Regions from separate parts of the Homo sapiens genome. Here region 2 is linked to region 1. A link is a loop called in an ENCODE intact Hi-C map of the cell type or tissue named here. Cell type or tissue: heart left ventricle. All regions are shown on one strand. Each heading gives the region's core, and the rest is flanking DNA. Links, peaks and the distances in the headings are about the cores only.

Region 1 (2,927 bases), core at 93-2,592:
TTCTTGAACCACCACGGTACTCCATGTTTGTTAACAGTTCCTGGGCCAAATGAATTGATGTTGCAAATTGTCTCTGCTGCTTTAGCACCCATTTTGAACTCAAATAAGAAAATCACTCGTTTGTTTTTTGTCTAACATCATTTCCATAGTCTAAAATAAATACAAATTAACCAGCAAGTAATGTCATTAGCAAAAAAAAAAATACAGTGAGAAATGCCCCATTAAAAGGATGTATAACATAACCCCATTTATTTAAGAATGTATTCCAATATCAAATGGCAAATTACAACAATGCAAAAACTACTCTTACTTCTGTATCAACCTAATATTTTCAAACATGTTCTTTTGTTTTTCTTCTTGAGAGTACTAATCTTCAAATATTGAGGAAGTATTTTATACTTAAAATATTATACTGTTGAAATGAGAAAAGTTCCCTTATACCCCTTGCAGGGCATGAGACAGGGGCAGTGGCTGGCTTCTTCAGTGACCCACTGATCAAACCTCTACGGGAGCATGCAGATGGGCAAGTTTTGGGGCTCCATGCCCCAAACACCATGGCAGCCTCTAGGGGTGAATGCTTACAGCTCCTGAAGCCCCAGGGGGCATGCGTTACAGAGTAATCTTTTATTTTGCAGTCTGTACGTGGCTTGTGTTAATCAGCTGTATTAGACCCTCTGCCTTACCTCAATGACACAGGACTTTCTGTATTCTGGGGTTCTTGCCATGCTGTAGAGGAAGAATCATATCACACGTGGGCTTGGAGAATGAGTGCAAGGTTTTATTGAGTGGGAGTAACTCTCAGCAGATGGGAGAGCCAGAAGGGAGATGGAGTGGGAAGGTGGTGGTTTTTCCCTGGAGTTGGGCTTCTCATTGGCGGGGCTCTCCTCCAACCCTTCCACGTCATTCCACTGGTCTATGGCCTGACAGCCTGCTGGTGCCTGTCGGTTTGCTCTTACACCGGTGCATTACTCTTGACATACAGCTGTTGTGTGTTCTCACACTTGTGTGTTCTGTCAACATTCAGCCACTTGTATCTGTGTCCACTAGGATCTCAGGGTTTTTACAGGCACACGATGGGGTGTGGTAGGCCAGGGTGGTCTCAAGAAATGCAACATTTGGGTGCAAAGGCAGGAGTGCCTGCCCTCACCTAGGTCCATGGGCAGAAGCCTGGGGATGGAGCCCTCACCAGGGACCCACCCTTCTCCTCCCAGCACTTTACTGCCCCCTTCTGTATCACTATGATACATAAATATTATGAAACTGTGTAATACAATTATAAGAAATGTAAACAAAGAATATTAACTAGGCCAGGAGTGGTGGCTTGTGTCTGGGTGAGGCAGGAGGCTGAGGCAGTAAGACAGTAAGATCACTTGAGGCTAGGAGTTCAAGACCAACCTTTGCAACATACCAATAGCCCTCTTCTGTACATTTTTTTTTTTTTAATTATTGGCAAGGTCTATAGTCTCAGCTATGTGGTAAGCCAAGATGGGAGGATGGCTTGAGCCCAGGATCTCAAGGCAGCAGTGAGCTATGATTGTGCCACTGTACTCTAGCCTGGATGACAAGAAAAGAATTAAAAAAAAAAAAAAAGACTAGGAATTCAGAAAAAGGTAGGAAGCAGAACATGAATAAGTATTCAATTAAGACTAAGTTTTGTTTTTTGAATTAGTTGTTGTTTTCCCTGTCATTTGAAAGCCAAATCTGGTTTGGATCCACGGGAAGCAGTGAACATTGGAGCCAGGCTGCTTGGGTTCCAAATCCTAATTCTTCATTTTAGTATCTATTTAATTTAACACAGTTACTTTAGCTTCTTATATCTCTGATTTTTTCATTCCTAAAATGAGATGTGAATAAAAACCTGACTGAGTTTTTTGTGAAATGAATTTTTAAATCACTTAGAGCAGTGCCTTCCATATAGTAAGCACTCAATAAATACTCGCCATTATCTATTATTTTCCGTGGTGGTGGTAGTAATAGTAACAGTAGTAGTAGCAGTATTAGTAATAGCAGTAGTAGTAGAAGAAGAAGAAAACGGGAACAAGAAATAAAATGAGGAGTGAAAATTTACTTAAGTGTAGGGAAATGCTGAATTAGTAAAGTCAGAGGGGGAACAGGGTAAGCAAAGACTACTTAAAAAAAAAAAAAGTAAATTCTTGTATTAGTTTTCTGTGGCCACAGTGATAAATACCAAAAATTTGGTGTCTTGAAACACATTTATTTTCTCACACTTCTGAAGTCCAGAAATTAGAAGTCACTTTTTTGGGGGTAAAGTCAAGATGTCAGCAGGGCTTAGCCCTTCTGGAGTCTCTAAGGAGAAAATTGCTTGCTGTTTCTGGCTTCTGGCAGGTACTGGAAATCCGTGGCTTCTTGCCTGCCACATCACTCTCATCTCTATGTCTGACATTGCATTGCTTTCTCATCTTCTCTTCCATTCCTCCCTCTTATAAGGACACACTTGTTATGATGTTTATGACCCACATGGATAATCCAGATAATCCCTCCACATCAAGATCTTTAACTTAATCAAAGTCCTTTTTGCCATATAAGGTAGCATTCACAGGTTCCAGGGATTAGGATATGGATATATTTGGAGGTCAAGCTCTATTTTCAAGTTCTTCCCAATCAATATTTTATTTTTAAAACTTCAATAAGCATAATTCAAAATGAATCACGGGTTTGTGTGTGTGTGTCATTTTTCTGACATTGAAAAAAGTAGGAATTATACAGTTGAGATGTTTATTACCAGTATAAAGTGTAGTAAAATCGATTACAACAAATCTTCACGTGTCAGTTTTTTACTTCTGTAATTATATGAAGGATTAGTGAATGTCATAACAGAAAAGTGTTACATGCATGTATCCATATTCAAATAGAAATAATAATATAGTTTTTGATGCCTGAGATAAGGTGGTATACTAGATTTATAA
Region 2 (2,927 bases), core at 221-2,720, 180 kb before region 1:
AAATGTGGTACATATGCACCATGTAACACAATGTAGCCATAAAGAACAATGAGATTATGTCCTTTGCAGGGTTATGGATGGAGCTGGAGGCCATTATTTTAGAAAACTAACACAGGAACAGAAAACCAAATACTACGTGTTCTCCTTTATAAGTGGGAGCTAAATGATAAGAATACATGAACACATAGAGGAGAACAACACACACTGAGGCCTATCAGAGTTTGGAGGGTTGGAGAAGGGAGAGGATCAGGGAAAATAACTAATGTGTACTAGGCTTAATACCAGGGTGATGAAATAGTCTGTACAACAAACCCCCATGGCACACATTTACCTATGTAACAAACGTGCACATGTACCCCTGAACTTAAAAAAAGTTTAAAAAGCAATAAAAGGAATGAACTACCTATATTTGCTACAATATAGATGAACCGTTAATCATCACTCAAAATTAAAGAAGTTAGTTGCAAAAGAAGATATATTTCATGACTTCATCTATATGGAGTGTTCAGAATAGACAAATCTATAGGAAGAGATAGTGGATTCATGATTTTCTGGGACTAATTTGGGGGAAATTGAGAGGAAGAAGAGAGTGACTGCTGCTGGTTACAGGGTTTCTTTCTGGAGTGCTAGAATTATCTTAAAATTAATTGTAGCAATAGTCATACAACTCTGTGAACACCCTAAAATATCCGTTGAATATTACACTTTAAATGGATGAATTGTATAGTATGTGAATTATATCTTAATGAAGTTGGTAGAAATAATCTATAGTAGCCTATTACTACTGTCTTCGTTTTGGCATGGATATTGAATGTGAACAAAATAGGTTTCAATGATACAGATAATTCTCCATTTTGTTTCAGAAAGCATTACTAATACTGACATAAGTCTGCTTAAGTATTCTTTATACTAAAATTATCTCAATAAAATATTTCTCCTTGGGACACATGTATACTGATGAGCTGAAAATAAAAGGAGGCTATGACTGAAAAAATACCTAAGGGAAAAAAAGAGAGAAAATATAGCTTGAATAACCACCTCTCCACAGATTTCTCACGTTCAAAGGGTACAAAAACCAACATTAGCTCTAAGGATAGAAAGTGGCTCTGTGGCTTCATCAGAAAGGGAGTACGTTGTGAAACATACTAAGGTGAAAGAGAAAAACAAAGCCAGGAGGAGTATGCCTAGCAGGATCCTACTGATAACAATAGTGATAATTAATTACATGTGCAGTGTTCAATGCTTTCCTTCCTGACAAGACAGCAGCAACACTATTATACCTTGCAGAGAGAAATTAAGGCCAAGAGAGCTCACCTTTGAACTACCTCTCTAATGTGTCATGTGTAGCCTGTGCTCCTTGTAATGAGCACAACCAGGAGAGGGCAGGTCTTCAGCACAAACAAAATACAGCATATAAACCAGCTGCAGAAAACATCCAAATGCATTTGAAAAGATGGCCACAATCTCAGAATTTTGATAAATATTTCTTTTCTAGTGCAATTGTGTTGTATTATTTGGCTGTGTATTTTCAACTTGAACTGTTTGAGAAGATTTTGCATGCTGGAAATGGCATTGGTGCTCATTCCCAGGCCTTGAAAGATTATGTTTAGTAGGTAAAATAAAATTGAAATAATTTTATAGCAGAATGTTTGGAACAAAATTCCTTAGATATGCACCATTTTGAAAAACAAAATGATTCTAATATTACTTAAAACAGCAGGAAATAAAATTTGCAAATTGTAGTTTTAAAGTTTCTGATAGTCATTATTAACAGGCTTTCCTTTTCCTGTTACTGGCATAATGTAATTCTCAATGTGAGTGCAGTACGTTAAAATCAGTAATTTTGGTTTTGTATCCTTATACCTTTTAAACCTCAAATATAGCCTTTGTGGGCCTTGGTTTTCAATTTGGATATCACGTAGTATCATCTAATTTGTAGGGTTATCCGGGGGATCAAGAGGGATATGTTTTAAAAACTGTTATTTTCTTTAAAATTGAAGGCATTATTTTTGGAGTTTATGCACAAGCATGCTTGGAAGCAAGGTCGACAAGGTAAGATATTAGTGACAAATTGACTAAATCAAATATAAATATTTTTTAAAAGATTTTATTGATAAGAACATTACCATTGCCCTGTTAGATGGTGATTATGGCATTGACCCTGGGATTTGGCAAGGGCCACTATGCTAATAATTATATATCAAGTTGTTTATTTTTGGCACCCACATTTCTCTCTTATTATTTTCCTTCCCTGAGACTATGCTACTGTAGGAAATCATTCAAGGATGTCAGCTGTACTTTTTATTGCTCACCTAAGCCAGATGTTATTTTGGTCCATCTGTTCCAGCGTTCTCTGCCACAATATGAAAAACAACTGGGGGCTTTGAGGTGACACAGTAATTAACCTTGTAAATGGCATTAGTATCACAAGTGAAACCAACACTTCGTTTTGTGACTTTAGTCAATTAGCAGCAATTAATCTTGGTTGCTTTGCATAATAACCCCATAATATTTTATAATTTGTTTAATGGTGTATGCTGTAAAAGTATTGTCCTTTGTTCCATTTTTGTTGATGTTTAGATTTCCCTCCCTGTTACAACGAGCTTTGGATATATCATTCTTTATGTTTGGGGAAATTATCTTTACTCCCTTGTGAATTATTAATTTGTTAAAAAAACATAAAGGATTGCTCAGTATCCATTGAATAACATTTATAATTTACTTTATGTTTGTCTTATATTAATTTGAGCCATTTTTAAAGCCAAAATGAAGATGTCTTATTGGAAAGATACTAAAACAACATTTACTAAAAAAGATTTTAGGTTATAGAAGTAAAAATTTAATAACTGCAATGGAGACTGATGAATTTAAGAGCAGATTAAACATAGAAGAGAACATTACTCTTTGAGAATTAATAAATTTGAATG

The links. Hi-C counts contacts between places; a loop is a spot of excess contacts. Peaks named below come from ENCODE experiments on the same cell type or tissue, not always from the same donor. Only the 100,000 strongest peaks of a DNase experiment are listed, where the experiment ranks them.
Region 2: it touches region 1 in a loop (2.4-fold over the local background); 3 of 110 quality-filtered maps call a loop at or near these places.

What each region holds. Positions count from the first base shown.
Region 1 is chr18:29,793,412-29,796,338 of GRCh38, forward strand. No RefSeq gene overlaps it. Among named protein-coding and RNA genes, the nearest start is that of MIR302F, 500 kb to the right of the region's middle. In heart left ventricle, for the core only: a CTCF peak has its summit at 1,250 (motif pointing left); no DNase peak of the experiment used is centred there.
Region 2 is chr18:29,615,720-29,618,646 of GRCh38, forward strand. No RefSeq gene overlaps it. Among named protein-coding and RNA genes, the nearest start is that of LINC02879, 460 kb to the left of the region's middle. In heart left ventricle, for the core only: a CTCF peak has its summit at 1,366 (motif pointing right); no DNase peak of the experiment used is centred there.